Regions from separate parts of the Homo sapiens genome. Here region 2 is linked to region 1. Evidence: chromatin loops called from intact Hi-C (ENCODE). Cell type or tissue: ovary. All regions are shown on one strand.

Region 1 (8,000 bases):
TCTGCCTCCCAGGTTCAGGCAATTCTCATGCCTCAGCCTCCCGAGTAGCTGGCATGTGCACCATGCCCAGCTAATTTTTGTATTTTTAGTAGAGATGGGGTTTCACCATGTTAGCCAGGCTGGTCTTGAACTCCTGGCCTCAACTGATCCACCTGCCTGAGCTTAATGGCTTATTTTTTATTTGCACTAGTAAATACCAGAAATTTTGTGCTTTTCAACATATAAAAATTCAGTAGATTCATTCAAAAACTGAATTAATAGGCTCTATGATGAATCTTAGGGAAATGTAACATATTGCCTCCCTTGTATTTGAAACTGTAATTTAAAAAAACCTTTTCACTTTTCCTCAAAGCAAGTCCTTGGTACATTGTAGACAGTTCATTATGGTATAAATGAATGAATGAGACTTTAACCTGCAAAGAAGAACATTAGGCTAATGCAAATAGAACTACATTGTATGTCTCCTGTTCTTTGTTCTGCATCCGACCCCATCCACACTGCTGAATCTGGTATGTTGCTTGCATTGTTGGATTTTCCTATCTTATTTCTACTGTTAGTTGGTTCTTATTTAATGTTTGAGTGTTTAGAACAGTCAGTGAAGTGAAGAATGGTATTTAATTATTGGAATAGGAATACTCTGTTTCCTCCATCTTCTTTTTCTTTTTCTTTTCTTTTTTTTTTTTTTTTTTGAGATGGAGCCTCACTCTGTCACCCAGGCTGGAGTGCAGTGGTGCTATCTCGGCTCACTGCAACCTCCGCCTCCAGGGTTCAAATTATTTTCCTGCCTCAGCCTCCTGAGTAGCTGGGATTACACGTGACCGCCATCACGCCCAGCTAATTTTTGTATTTTTAGTAGAGACATGATTTTGCCATGTTGGCCAGGCTGGTCTCGAACTCCTGACCTCAGGTGATCAACTTGCCTTGGCCTCCCAAAGTGTTGGGATTACTGGTGTGAGCCACTGCTCCTGGCCTCCTCAATCTTCAATCTCTCTTTCTACTTACCAGTTTTCCTAAAAGAATCTTCAGAAGTGAAAAGGTTTCCTAATTAGAGGTACCTTATCCTTGATCTTCCTCCTCCTCTGTTTCTGTGGTTATCTAGATTCTTTCATAACCTGATTATCTCCACGTAAGCCCGGCTACTTCCATATGAAGAGCTAATTAGGCTCTTGAATTCATCCACCCATCTATCATCCGTTCATTCAAAAAATACTTATAGAGCACCTACGATGTGCCGGGCTCTGAGAATAAATGGTGAACAGCATAGCTCTCGTGAAGCCTACAATTTACTGAGAAATGTCATCTAATCAAGCAATGATCATCCCTAATGTTGCATGACATGTGGAGGAATAGAGAGAGCAAAGGGAGTAAAAGGGAAGATGAACCAACTCACACTTGTTGTGTCAGGAAGGACTTCCTGGAGGAGGTGACATAAACCAATCCCAGACAATACATTAGCTGTTACCCAGGCAAAGAGAGCGAGGAAGAAAATTCTAGACATGGTGTTTTATCAGGCCTGGGGTCCCTAAGTAATTAGACTTAAATTTTAGAAAAATCACCCAGAAGAAAGGAACGATAACAGGTTGTATGGAGACGAGGCTGGAGACAGGGAGACTAATAAGCAAATTGATCCAGAAACTATGTTTTAGGGCTGGGCCCAGTGGCTCACGCCTGTAATCTCAGCACTTTGGGAGGCTGAGGGCGGCAGATCACGAGGTCAAGAGATCGAGACTATCCTGGCCAACATGGTGAAACCTCGTCTCTACTAAAAACACAAAAATTAGCCGGGTGTGGTGGCACCTGCATGTAATCCCAGCTACTCAGGAGGCTGAGGCAGGAGAATTGCTTGAACCCAGGAGGCAGAGGTTGCAGTGAGCTGATATCAAGCCATTGCACTCCAGCCTGGGCGATAAGTGAGACTTCATCAAAAAAAAAAAAAAAAAAAAAAAGAGAAATAGACTTCATGCTTATACAAAGTCATACATTTTTATAAGAAGACACAGGCTTCCCAGTCTGCCTCTCTTTGTCCCAGTCTTGTTAAAGTTGTGATTTATCAGGCAAGATTGAATTTAGCTGTTTTTAACAGAAAACCCAAATATATGGCTTAAATAAGATAAGGATTGATTTTTTTCCCTCTCAAAGAAGAAGAAAGAAGGAGGAGAAGGAGGAGGAGGAGGAGGAAGAAAAGAAGAAGGAGTTCTATTGGAGACAGTCCAGAGCTGGTATATTAGCTCCATGGTTATCAGAGATTTGGGTTTGTTCTATCTTCTTCACCATGTTGAGCCCTTGACCTCCATCCTTAGGTCAGTGTAGGATCCAAAATAGCTACTAAAGCCCCTGCTATCATGTCTGCTCTTTATTTAGGAAGTAATGGAAGGAAGGGGGAATAAAAGAATGCTTGCAGCTGAGTCAGCCATTTTAAAAGAATCTTTCCTGATGTCCTGCCCATAAACTTCCACATATATGTCGTTGGTCATTACTATCTACAAGGGATAAAGGAAAATATAAGTTTTAACTGGGTCCATGCCATCCCCTGATAAAAGATATGTCAGTCACTAAAAAGAAAAGAGGGGTGTGCCAGAGCAGGCTCTGTCTCACATAGGTTAAAAGAAAAGTCTCTACATATATGTGTGTGTGTGTGTGTGTGTGTATATATATACACAAATATGTGTGTGTATATATGTGTATATAGAGTTTTCTCTACATATATATGCATATATATGTATATATATGCATATATATACATATACATATATACACGCACACACACACACACATATATATATGGCAAAGATGGTTAATGACAACTGACCCTCTGGCTTTGTGTGGGGAGATAACAGGAAGTGATGGGAACGGCGCTGAGCAGGGAAGCTCATGTCTCACCTAATAGGCTCAGCCATATTCTGCCCCAGCAATGTGGGAATGGAGCCCACTGTGTTCTGATGTTCCCATTTTCCAAGAGAAGCAATGACCTGCTCTACATTGGCTCACTCTGCTTCAGCCACACTATCCTACAGCTATCCTTTGAACATGCGCCAGTCCTTCCACTACAGGGCTTTTGTACTATCTGTTCCATCTGCTGAGAATGCTCCTCTTCCATGTATCAGCATGAACCCTTCAAATCTTTGGTCAAACTGTAAGAAGCATATCTGAGGCATAATTCAGATTTTTGTGCCAACTCTTGTATTATTTTATTTCCTTTATTTTTATTTTGAGACAGAATCTCTGTCTGTCGCCCAGGCTGGAGTGCAGTGGTGCAATCTCGGCTCATTGCAACCTCCACCTCCTGGGTTCAAGCAATTCTCCTGCCTCAGCCTCCCAGGTAGCTCGGATAACAGGCATGCATCACCACGCCAAGCTAATTTTTGTATTTTTAGTAGAGACAGGGTTTCTCCATGTTGGCCAGGCTGGTCTTGAACTCCTGGTCTCAAGCGATCCACCTGCCTTGGCCTCCGAAAGTGCTGAGATTACAGGTGTGAGCCACCGCGCCCGGCCTTTCCTTATTTTAGAATCAACACCCACATATTTCAAAATTCTGTGTCTGAATGTTGCAATTTGTACCTAACCTTCAACCACTGACCAAGGAGAGAGAGTTTTCCTTGAGACAACATTTTAGGAAATGTTATGCCACACAATAAGAAATGCACTCTATTGCTTTGCAAACCAGCGTAAGGAAGGTGGAGCTTGAAATAAAGGTGCCCATCACCAGACTCTTAGACCACGGCAAATACTTATTACTCTGGGGACAGATAGCCATCAACCATCTACCCTCTTCTTCTCTTTGCCAGTCAGAAAGTGCTGGCTCTGAAGCTGGGGTGGACAGTATTTCTAAAAGGACAATTCTGGGTAATTAACTCCTCCCTGCCCTATGTAAATGCTCTGGCACAAACCTGATCCAACTCCCTCTACACAGCTGTCCATTCCTTGCAGCTTTCCGTTTAGGCCAGCAGATGGCAGCAAGTATTGGCTGAAATAGGAAACCAACTTACTCCTTCAGAGTTGATGTTCTTTTTGATGCATTTTCTTTGACTTGTGCCAATAAAAACAATAAAAGTAATTTACATTTGCCTCACTCATTACTTCTCACACTGAGAAACAGGAAGGTTAATCCATTTTAGACCTGACTTATCATTTTGAAAGGGTGATCATGAAAGTCTGAATATGTGAAATGGGGCAAAAGTCTTAAACTGTTCCTTAGTAACAAAACATAAAATTTAATATATATTACCAAACAAAAATTATTTATTTAATCTTGATTCCAATGGCTGTTCTTAATAAAAAAACTACAAATATTTGTTATATTTCTAAGTAAAGGTACAATAACTTGAGGATGTGCACAAAATGATAAACAATTATATTATTATTTTCTGAATAACGTCCACATTTGTCCAAATCTATCCTTTAAAATGTACTGCATCCTTTTAATCACTTGGAGATGCAAATAATGAAATATATATGGGGAAAAGTTACTAGGAAGAACTTCTACATATCATGAAAGTGAACTCTTGTTTTATTACTATCTTTTGGAGAGTAGCAATATAAATATTTTTGAAAGTTTTTGTTATGTCAACAGCAATTATGGAATAACTAAATGTCTTTGAGGGGAAAAGGAAAATGGACCCAATAAAGGGTCAATTTATTAGAGGCAATTAAGTCTACAGAACAATTATTTCTGTACTTCATGCTTCAAAGTTTTGTTCAATGTAAACTAAAATCTAGATAACCTAGGAAGCAAGAAAAGTGATAAATGAACAGTCAGGCTACACAACAGGTAAGGAGGAGAGCTGATGTGAGAAGCAGGAATTGCCAGTGCCTGTAGATGTCAACAGAATTTACATGTGAGTTGTTTGCTAAGAAATGCAAAGAAACCTACAGATGATTGTTAGTGGTTAGTACCTGGAAAGGTAAAGGAAACAGACTGAGAAAGATGCGATGCCCTGATACTTCTGAAAGGATCAAACTCTTTGTAAAGATTAAAAAAAAAAAAAAAAGGCCAGGTGCAGTGGCTCACGCCTGTAATCCCAGCACTTTGGGAGGCTAAGGTGGGCGGATCACGAGGTCAAGAGATTGAGACCACCCTGGCTAACGTGGTGAAACCCTGTCTCTACTAAAAATACAAAAATTAGCTAGGTGTGGTGGCGGGCACCTGTAGTCCCAGCTACTCAGGAGGCTGAGGCAGCAGAATTGCTTGAACCCGGGAGGCAGAGGTTGGAGTGAGCCAAGATCGCGCCACCGCACTCCAGCTTGGTGACAGAGCAAAACTCCATTTCAAAAAAAAAAAGAAGAAGAAGAAGGAGAAAAGACAAATTTGTTATGGATTGCATCTTAGAATTACAGACTGACAGAGATTGATGGAATGTGGATATTATTTTAGCCTAGTCTTCAGCCCTTCTAAATTCTGTGGAAATTCCTTCCTTTGTATCTCTGAGTATGTTTTTCTGGCCTCTGCTTGAATGCATCCACCAATTCAGAGCTTTCAATATTTTGTTGTAAAGATTTTATTTTATTTTATTATTGTATTTTTTTGAGACAGGGTATTGCTCTGCTGCCCAGGCTGGAGTGCAATGATGTAATCATGGCTCACTGCTACCTCAATCTCATGGGCTCAGGTGATCTTCTCACCTCAGCCTCTCGAGTAGCTGGGGGTACAGGTGTACACCACCATGCCCAGCTAATTTTTAAGTTTTTTGTTATTTGTGTGTTTTTGTGTGTGGGTTTTTTGTTGTTTGTTTGTTTGTTTTTGGAAAGACAGTGTCTCCCTGTATCACCCAGGCTGGTCTCAAACTCCTGGGCCTAAGCAGTCCTCTCACCTTGACTTCCCAAAGTGCTGGGATTCCAGGCATGAGTCACCACAACCAGCCAAGGTTTCTACACATTTTTATTTTGGATCACGGATAGCTTTGTGAGACTTGTGAAAGTATGTACTCTCATCCTAGAAAGATGCATTCCCTAAACTCATTCATGGAGTTCAGGTGAAGCGTCCCTACTCTAAGGAAAATAAAGCCTTTCTACACAACAATTCTTCAAGTATTTTTTAAAAGCATCATGTTCTTAAAACCACCTCACTCATTTCGTTGACTCCTTTCCTTTCTCTGTTCCTTCATCCACTTTATGAAAACAAGCATATACTAAGCACCCTTTCTGTGTCACACACTCTAGACACTTGAGACACAAAGATGAATAAGATGCCATTCCTGTCCTTGGGGAGTTCACAGCTTATCTGGAGGGAAAAATCTGTAAACACCTACATTAGGTCAGGGAAGTGACATTTGAATTGAGTATGGTCTTCATTTGGATTTAGTCTAGGTTCAAATCCCAGCTTCACCTTTGGAAAGATATTTAACCTTTTTGGTCCTCAGTTTGCTCATATGTGAAATAGGCATTTGTATGCTATTGCTATTATTATCATCATTTGCCAAATAAGAAATCTGGACTTTATTGTGTAGGCTTTCATAATCCACCAGCCCTTTAAGAAGGGGAGTGGCAGACATGACTTGATTTTTTTCTTTTTTTACTAATTTGATTTTAAGCACATCATTCTACATTGGAAGATTGTGAAATGTATTTTCCATCCTTCCAGAGATGGAAAGGAGGGAGACCAGATTGGAGACCTGCAATTGTAGAGGGAAGAATGGTGAGAACTTGAGCTAAGGCAGGGGTAACAGGGATGGAGAGTTGTTAAGAGATATTTTTGAGGTATAAATTATAGGACTTGGTGGTCGGTTGACAAGGAGAAGACCAAGTTAAGTTGGTCTTACATGTTTCTACCTTGGAAAACTGGTTGGATAGTGATTTCATTAACTTGCATTGTAATTACAGTAGAAAAAGCATTGAGAGAAGATAATAAATGTAAGATGCCTTTCAGATACCTTCAGCTTTGGAAATATGAATTCAGAATTTGGGACAAAATCCTCCACTAGAAAGAAAAGACTTAGGGTTTCTTTTTGTCTTTGGTGGTCAGTCATGAGAATGGATAAGATCACCCAGGAGAGCAGGTAGAGTGTGAAGAAAATGGAAGACAACCAAGAAAAGAATCAAGGCAGGCCGGGCGCGGTGGCTCACGACTGTAATCCCAGCACTTTGGGAGACCGAGGTGGGTGGATCACGAGGTCAGGAGATCGAGACCATCCTGGCCAACATGGTGGAAACTCGTGTCTATTAAAAATACAAAATTAGCTGGGCATGGTGGCAAGTGTCTGTAGTCCCAGCTACTTGGGAGGCTGAGGCAGGAGAATTGCTTGAACCCGGGAGGCAGAGGTTGCAGTGAGCCAAGATCACACCACTGCACTCCAGCCTGGTGACAGAGTGAGACTCCATCTCAAAAAAAAAGAAAAAGAAAAGAAAGAATCAAGGCAAACACAAACATTTAACGAAAGGTGAAGGAGGAGGAAGAGGAAGAGAAGGCCCAGTTAATGAAGGCACCTGACCGTAGAAAGTTAGAAAAGTAGAACTCAAGGGACTGTTTTTTTTAAGCAGTTGCTCTCTTAAACCAAAAATCTGAATGCCCAATAAGTATCAGGCACTCTGCTAACTGTTCATCTTATTTCCCCCTCAATATAGGTAGCCCATTGCACAATGCCATCCTGCCCATTGATCTATGGCCAACCCTAGGATAAACCAAAGTTTCACCTATGCTTGGATCTGTTTCTGTGCTCTTTACTATGATCTGTCAGTCTAGATATCTATCTCTGCACCAATGCCAGAATGTTTTAATTACTCAGTTATACAACCTTACAAACACCCTTCCTCCCTCCATTCCAAGGTAAATATAAATTATTGCCATATTTCACATGAACAAAGTTGTAGGCATGTTTTCAGTAATATTACGTATACTGATGATATAGAAACTCTTTCTCTGACACTACCTTTAAAATGAAATTAAAGAGTTAACATACCATATGGTGCAATCTCTCTCTTTCTTCTTTTGATCCACATAAATCACATTCCCTTAGACAGTGATTCCCAAACCTGATTGAGTATCAGAATCACCTGGGAAGCTTTTT
Region 2 (8,000 bases), 390 kb after region 1:
CCTACCCTTCTGCTGTCCTATCAACACAGCAACCAGAGTAATTTGTATAAAACACAAATATAACAGAAACACAAAACCTCTTCCCCAACTTTAAACCTTCTAGTCACTTCCCATAGCTCTTTGAATAAAATTCCAAACCCATTCCCATGGCCTACAGACCTCTGTATCATCAGGTCCTTCCCACCATGCAGATCTTCCTGGTCTCCCTCGGCTGCAGCCACACAAATCTCCCCTCTGTTTTTCTGATGCCAGCTTCTCGGCACTTGCTATTTCTTCTGTCTGGAACACTCTGACTTCAGAATATGAAAGCAGGTGGCCACTCCCATCATGCAAGAATGCCAACCCACATACAACCATACCATTTCTCAGATTTCCCAGTTTAAACCTTCCTTCTGTCTCATCATGCTCCTTCCCGTCACACTATGTTGACACGTTGCTATTAAAAATTATCTTATTTATTTATTTATTTATTTATTTGTTTGTTTGTTTTCTGCCTCCATGCACTGAAATGCAGCTCCATGAGAGCAGTGACATGTCTGTCTTGTTGGCTCCTATATCACTGGTGCCTAGAACAGTGCCAGAAACACAGGAGTTGTTCAGAAGTATTTGCTCTGTGAATCAACGAATCAATGAATGCATTGTGAATGAGGTTATTGGTCCTACCCTTGCCCAACAAATAATCTTTTAACCCTAACGAAGTTGAGATCCACAGGTCAATTCCTAAGGTGCTCCTCTAGTGAAGTCTTGTCCAAATGTGAGTTCCCATCTTTACTAATATCTTTCAAACAGTGTAACTCAATCGAAGTGCTTAGTCCATGGCAACTCATTAAATTTCCTTTCCTCTTTTATTTATTGACTCATGGGCACCTCTCACTGTCTAAACACAGAAGAAAGCTCCCTCTTCCCCATGCTTCCCCATGCCCTTTATCCCACTCCCTCTTCCCCACTACCCCTCTCCTTCTCCATATTGGGCCTCCCAGCACTTCCTGTCACTGCCATACCATTCTCCTCCCCACCTGCTCTTCTGCAGTATCCACCAACGTGGCTTTTAATCTCTCAGTCCTCAGAGAGCACAGGAGAGGCAAGGAAGCTAAATAGACGACACCAGATCCTCTCTTGGGGACGGGGGATATGAAACTTCATCTGTTCATTACTTTTGTGTCATCCCAGTTCATTGGTAGAACTGGGCAAGTACACCACCAGCTTGTGTTTGAAGTGGTATTACGAGTATGTTTTCTCCAGGAGAGTAGAGAGTAGTTGCGTCTAATTCAGACTTGGGGTGAGCACTCCCAGAAGCACGCCTATGCTTGTTATGGCTCACTTAGATGACTACACTTACTGCAAAGCCTATTAATACTTAAGCCACATAGTATACCAGGTACTGTACTAAGTCCTTTAAGGTAACTTATTTAAACCTCACGTAACTCTGTGACACCAGTAGTCCTGCTATGATCCCATTTTATGGATGTGGCAACTGAAATTAAGTAACTTGCTCAAGATCTCATGACCAGTAATTGACTTGACTTCCAGTGCAGGCAGCACCTGGGCTTTTTGTCATGATGCTATAATGCTGCCCCGACCAGAAGAAGACCTCAGTCTTCACATCGTTTGACACAGGACTTGAGGAAAAGTACACATTGCCAGATGGAGCTAGAAGGGGAGATGGTGCACGAGGTGGGAGGAGTGCAGGTTTGCGGTAGAGGATGTGTCTCAGAAATGGCAACCATTCAATGAGGTTGGAGCCAAAGACACAGTGGGGAGTGAAGGAAGCTATTTTGTCTGTTTTAAAAAAATTGTAAATCAGAAACCAAATATCCAGTTTGCTGGTTTCTTTTGAGGATTGCTCTGCCTGGGATTTATCTTGAGTCCAACTAAAAACGTTTTACCTGGTTTGTTTGGATTAAGATTGCCAAGTTGTGGAGCCACTGAGGCTCCTTACGTGTCCACAGCCATGCTCATGGCGAAGGGCCTGACTCTGGAGCTCAATCTCATGTGGTCGTGTATGTAGGGACCTCCGCCTCCATACAAGAGCTAGGACTGGAGGAGCCACAGACAGTCATTCTACACTGCCTGCATTTTGAACATGTAAAAAGAAACGTGGAGAGTTTGGAGAGTTTGAAAAGGATGGTCCAGGGGGCTGGGGGTAAAATTACTGCAAGAGTATCTCACCACCTCTCTCAGAGTTTGTTAAGAAATGAACATGTGTGGAATCTATAGTAAAAAGTGGTATTAAGCATTTTAAAGATGGGCCTCTTCCAGAAAGTTCGAGCCAAGCAGACCGCCATCTGGATTATTCCCATGGTAGTTGCTCTCTCTGCGCACATTTCTGCAACCGCCATTCCTGCCTCCCTTATTAATAGGTTATCCGGAAATGACTTTGGATCACTGCTTCCTATGTTAACACACTTTTTGATGAAATAACAGAGAGTATTGTCATTAAAGATTTGGAAAAAAGTTAAATCTTTACAGGAGTCAAATGCAGCACATTTAATGGTTGTTGTAGAACTCAGGGCAAAGAAATCACTTTTTCCAACAACAGAAGGAAACTGTTGGTGACTTCCAAACTGGCTAAAGGTCCTTGTTCTAACCATTCTTTTTGTTTAAAATTGCTAACCTTAAAAATGATTTCAGAGTTGGCACCAGATGCATTGGAGGCTGCTAAAGTACACTTAGGAAAGACTTTAAAGCCATTAAAGTTATATGACAGTATTTTGAAGTTGTCTTTTAAATATGACGGACCCAGTTGTTTGACCATACATGATACATAATATGATATAGCTCCAGAGTGGCATTATTTGGAACAGAGTTTATGAATCATTTAAAAATTGTACCTATAACCAATGCAAAAGCTATAATTCATGTAAAGCTATAAATAATCTATCTCAAAATCTACATAAGATAGATTGACAGAGTGCTATTTGGAGTTTATGGGTCTTTTGATAAACTTTGATTAATATTCTCAAGTCAATCATTGTTGAATGAAGTATTTTAAAATTATTTGGTGAAAATTATGTATGTTTTCCAGTGTTTTCTAAAGACTTTCACTTTCTAATGGAAATTCAGAGCCACCTAGTGACCAAAAGTAAAATGTCTAAAGTATAAAACATGACAACAAAAACTCCCAGCAAAAGAGAAAAGCAATCATTTGACCCCGGGCTTTGATGTCCAGAGATAAAATTGTATCCAGTTCAGGTCTACAAAAGTAGAATTCTTACAAATTAAATTGACTAAGTCTTTTGTTATTTGGGGATTAAAGGCCCCTAAACATAGACTTGAGGTATATAGATGATTAATTTTTGTCGACACCATTTTATCAAATGAGAATTGTCTGACTTACACAAATATAGGTGACTGTTCCTCACAGATGCATCACCCCTTCCTTGATGGTGTGTTCCACTTCTGACCAGTTTGTGTATTATGACTCAAGAAAAAAAAAGATGGGGCAGCAATCTCACAGAAGACAGGACCAATGGTGGAGGAGGAAGAAAGGCATGAGGTAGATTTAAACTCCCCAAATGAGGCTTCTAATTCAGATTCATTTTTCAGCATAAAGATTCAGGCAATTCTATTAAATTTGGTTGGATTAAATTCAGCAAACCTCTGTTGAGTATTTTTTTTTTTTTTTTTTTGAGACAGAGTCTCAGTCTGTCACCCAGGCCGGAGTGCAGTGGTGTGATCTCGGCTCACCGCAACCTCTGCCTCCTGGGTTCAAGCAATTCTCGTGCCTCAGCCTCCCAAGTAGCTGGGACTACAGGCATGGGCCACCGCACCCGGCTAATTTTTGTATTTTTAATAGAGATGGAGTTTCGCAGTGTTGGCCAGGCTGGTCTCGAACTTCTGGCCTCAAGTGATCCACCCACCTCCACCTCCCAAAGTGCTGGGATTACAGGTCACCGCGCCCGGCCCGAGTCTGGACATGTACAGGTTTCTTGCTAGGCATGAATGCAGTAAATCTAAGATGCATGTAGAGAGCCAGGGTTTTCGGCTTGGTTGAAGTAGAGTGAGTCTAGAAGGACACATAGAAGATGAGGGTGGAGAGGTAGGACGTGGCTGTGATGTGGAATACTGTGATACCTGTTCCTTTTGGGGGGCTTTTGGCTAAAATCATGGTCATAGTTAGGATGATTAATCTGGATGCAGCATGTAGTGTGGACTAATGCAGGGTAAACAGATGTCAGGAAGAGCAGTGAGGTTATTCTAATGGTTTTGGATACAAGTCATAAGCATGTGACCTGGAATTATTAAAGTAAGAAGGGAAAAAGTAGATTAGAGAAAAAGAGAAGAATCTTTGGTACTGATATGGGGGAGCAGTGATATCAAGGGTGACTCCAAAATATCTGCCCTAGGTGATGAGGAAAAGAAAATGATAGAAATAATATCCTATAGCATCAGTAATGGACAAAAGGGTACCAGGGAAGTAGCTGGTGTGTGATGGAGAAAATGTGAGTATGGTTTTGATATCCATCCATTCATTCAGAAACATATACGGAGTGCCTGCTGTGTGCCGGGTGCTCAGGTTGCAGTACCATCAACAGACCCCAACTGCCAGGTACCCAGGGAAGAGGAAGGCAGCCCTGTTTCTACACCAAGGAGCCAGATTAGAGCCAATGGACAAGCTCTTTGCCAAGTGCACCAGCTTTTTAAACTAATTTATTTAAATTGTAGGGGATAACTATTATTATGTTAGTGTACAAAGGAAGTGAAACTGGAGAATTCCCTGACTGCCCTCGCAGGACGTGTGACAGGGGTGTGGCTCATCTGTTTGGCAGCTGTGTGCTCAAACCCCTTATGGGAGGAGGAGCACGCAGATGGGCAGGTGCAGGAGCCAGGGCGAGTGCTTCTGGGCTCCGGCCCCGTGGTAGCATCTAGGGCTGGGTGCCTGTGACTCCCAAAGCCCCAGTGGGCATGCTACAGTGCTCTTTTAACTCTGCAGTCCACAGATGGCTTAAGTGTTAACCAGCTCAGTGCCCTCTTGGTACCTGGGTTCTTGTCCAGCATCCAGGAAGAATCAGGCCACATGGATAAATTGAAAGATGGTAAATGTGGGGGATTTTATTGCCAGACGAAGATGGCTTTCAGCAGGATGGATGGGGAGCTGGAAAGGGAATGGAGTGGGAAGATGATCTTCCCCTGGAGTTCAGCCACTCTCCTCTCCAAATGACCCCAGCCAAAGTCCTCTCGATGTTCAGACACTCCTTTTCTTCTCTCCTTCTCTGCCACGCTGCTCTTCTGCTGTCCCTCTGCTCTTCTGCTCATCTGCTCATGGAGCCTGGGGTTTGGGGTCTGTGTGGGCACAGGATAGCAGGGCGTGGTGGGCCAAAAGGCAACATTTGGGTGTGAAAACAGGAATGCTTATTCCCATTTAGGGATACGGGTTTCCAGGATTGAGGGTGGGGTAAGGGAACTGCCCTCTTCTACCCAGTATCTCCCTGCTTCCTGTTTGTATCAGAGGTAAGTATGAGTTCACAGTCACACAAAAACTCTGTGACAGAGGCAGGCATCAAATGCACTATTTCCATTACACCTCAAATGGTGGTCTCCAGGGAGGGAGACCCAGACGGGGAGGTGAGCAGGCAAGGCTTCTGTGGCTGAACACTCTACCTCGAGGGGACTGTAACTCAGTCAGCTCAGTGGCCACCAGCTAAAAGGGGCTTGTTTCTTCCAGTATGAAGTCTGCTTCTCCAGCAAACACCTGCTTTGCACTGGAGCAGAGCAGACCTTAGGTTCTTGTCCCTATTTGCCACCTTCTGATCTGCTCCTGTCTGAACCCCCTGAGCCCCTCCTAGACTACGTTGCCTGGACCAGTTCCCCTGGTCAAGGGTGATCATGGAATAGAAAAGGATCAGAAGCTTTGACTTTAAATTCACAGCCATTTGCTACCCGTAATTTTTTTTTTCCTGGACCCATCACAAAAATTTCCTGTGGTTTCAGCCTTCTTATCCACCTATCCAGATTGTGTTGAGGGTTAAATGTGATAATGTAGAGAGAAATGCTTGTATGGATTGTAAAGTTCTGTGGGGTAGAAAATGCCTGCATCCTTTCCAAACACCGTGATTCATCTGGGCATTGTGATGCTTGCCTGTAGTCCCAGCTACTCAGGAGGCTGAGGCGGGAGCAGCCCTTGAGGCTTGAGACTGCAGTGAGCTAGTATCACGGTGCTGCACTCCATCCTAACTGACAGTGAGACTCTGTCTAAAAAAAAAAAAAAAAAATTTTTTTAAAGATATAACAACCAGACACCCTGATTCAACAGAGCAATTATTTCCTATCATTGTTATTCCCACTTGATTCTTCTGCAACTCTCTGCAGCACTAAGCAAGGAAACCCCTCAGCACCTCCTGGACTGAAAATACTAGGAGTTATGCATGCAGATTCCTTTAAGAACCATACCACCCATGGCTGGACAGGAGGGTGACTTCAGCATTACTTCTTAGTTTCACCAAGTTTGCATTTATTTAAGTTCTACACAGTTGGTCCCAAAAGCCTCAGTGCAGTTTTATGCGTTAATACTGTCAGATATAGAAATACTATAAGCTTACAAAACGCTGCTTTTGGAAGTTTAGTTATTTTCATCTCTTTTACTCTATTAGTTTTATAAGTTTTGAATAATGTATTTTGAACTTTCTATTTTGTTATAGTCTCCTGATTGAAGATAGCAAAGGTTAACCAGAAGAAAAAATTATTATTTAAAAAATTTTTTAATTCACAGAACTAAATCAGTATAAAAGGAATGAAAACAAACTTTCAAATGATGTTTTATGTAAGTTTTTAGTATGCATGTTTCTGAAGTCATTAAAGCTTAAAACTGCACTAAGACTTTCGGGATCTATTCTAATCTCTCTTTTTTTGGGTGGGGCCCAGGGATCCTCCTGCCTCAGCTTCCTGAGTCACTGGAACTATAGATGCATGCCACCATGTACAGCTAATTTTTGTAGAGATGGGATTTCTCCATGTTACCCAGGCTGGTCTCGAGTGATTCCCTGCCTCTGCTTCCCAAAATGCTGGAGTTACAGGTATGAGCCACCATGCCTGGCCTGTTGTAATCTCTTGACCATTCCACAAGAAACAAAGCTTTGAGCTTCATTAATAAATTCTTCCTCACTTCAGTTATTATCGCAATTATTACCAGTTGAGCCCTTCACTCTGGCAGTGATTTATTGGCATTCTCTAATATTAGTCATCTCAAGCAGAAAAACTTAGAATGGTTTATAGATGCTTTAGTTTCTGAAATTTCAGTCTGAATCCTAGTTTAGGCCCTTTACTCATTTACATACGAGTAAAAAGCAGTTTTCAAAACTAACATGACTCAGAATGCAGCCAAGCAATCAAAAAAAGCTTCTCTTTGAGTTTGCCAGTTGACAGTATTTTTCTGGCAGTAGTTAGTACATCTAAATATTAACTAATTAATCTAGCTTGTAATATTCGCTGCTGGTTTCATTGAATGAGGTGGGAGTAGGTCAGATCTGCAGACCATTCACAATCTCCAAATGCAAATAAAGTAGCATTTGTTTGTAGGTGGAACCAAATGATTATAAATGAATGGTGAGCCATCTCCTGGGATTGGATATAAAGGTCCTGTAAATGCAGAATTGTATCAACAAACAGCTGTTGGGAAAATACTATTATGCTGTAATAGCTGCTATTAAAATCCATTAGCAGTCTTGATGGCCTGTTTGAATTTGATGCATCATTTGCTCTGAATAGCATTTCTTCCTAAAGTTTTGCAGTAGAATTTATGCAGATTGATAGCTGGTAACAGTGACATTCTGGGAGATTAATACTGATTAAACACTTTGCTTGCATTGGCTATTCCAGCCCCCCAAAAATGCTGCAAATACTGCAGTTTAAGTATCACGGGGGGGCAGGGCACGGGCAGGGTGGGTGGGGAACAGCATCAAGCATCAAGGCACCCCCCTGTCCCTGGTGATGGAGGCTTTCTCACACTTGGCGTGAAACATCCATTTTGCTTCCATGACAAAGGTTTGCAGACTTGAAGCAGG

What was found. Peaks named below come from ENCODE experiments on the same cell type or tissue, not always from the same donor. Only the 100,000 strongest peaks of a DNase experiment are listed, where the experiment ranks them.
Region 2: a loop joins it to region 1, with 3 times the contacts of the local background. A loop is called at or near these places in 13 of 110 quality-filtered maps.

Annotation. Positions count from the first base shown.
Region 1 is chr9:77,146,898-77,154,897 of GRCh38, reverse strand. No RefSeq gene overlaps it. Among named protein-coding and RNA genes, the nearest start is that of VPS13A, 27 kb to the left of the region's middle. In ovary, a CTCF peak has its summit at 3,914 (motif pointing right); no DNase peak of the experiment used is centred here.
Region 2 is chr9:76,756,715-76,764,714 of GRCh38, reverse strand. The region is part of intron 6 of PRUNE2 (prune homolog 2 with BCH domain); the gene reads left to right. PCA3 (prostate cancer associated 3) reads right to left here and starts at 277. Exons shown (of 4, transcript NR_132312.2): 1 at 160-277. In ovary, no CTCF peak of the experiment used is centred here; a DNase peak (open chromatin) is centred at 3,898.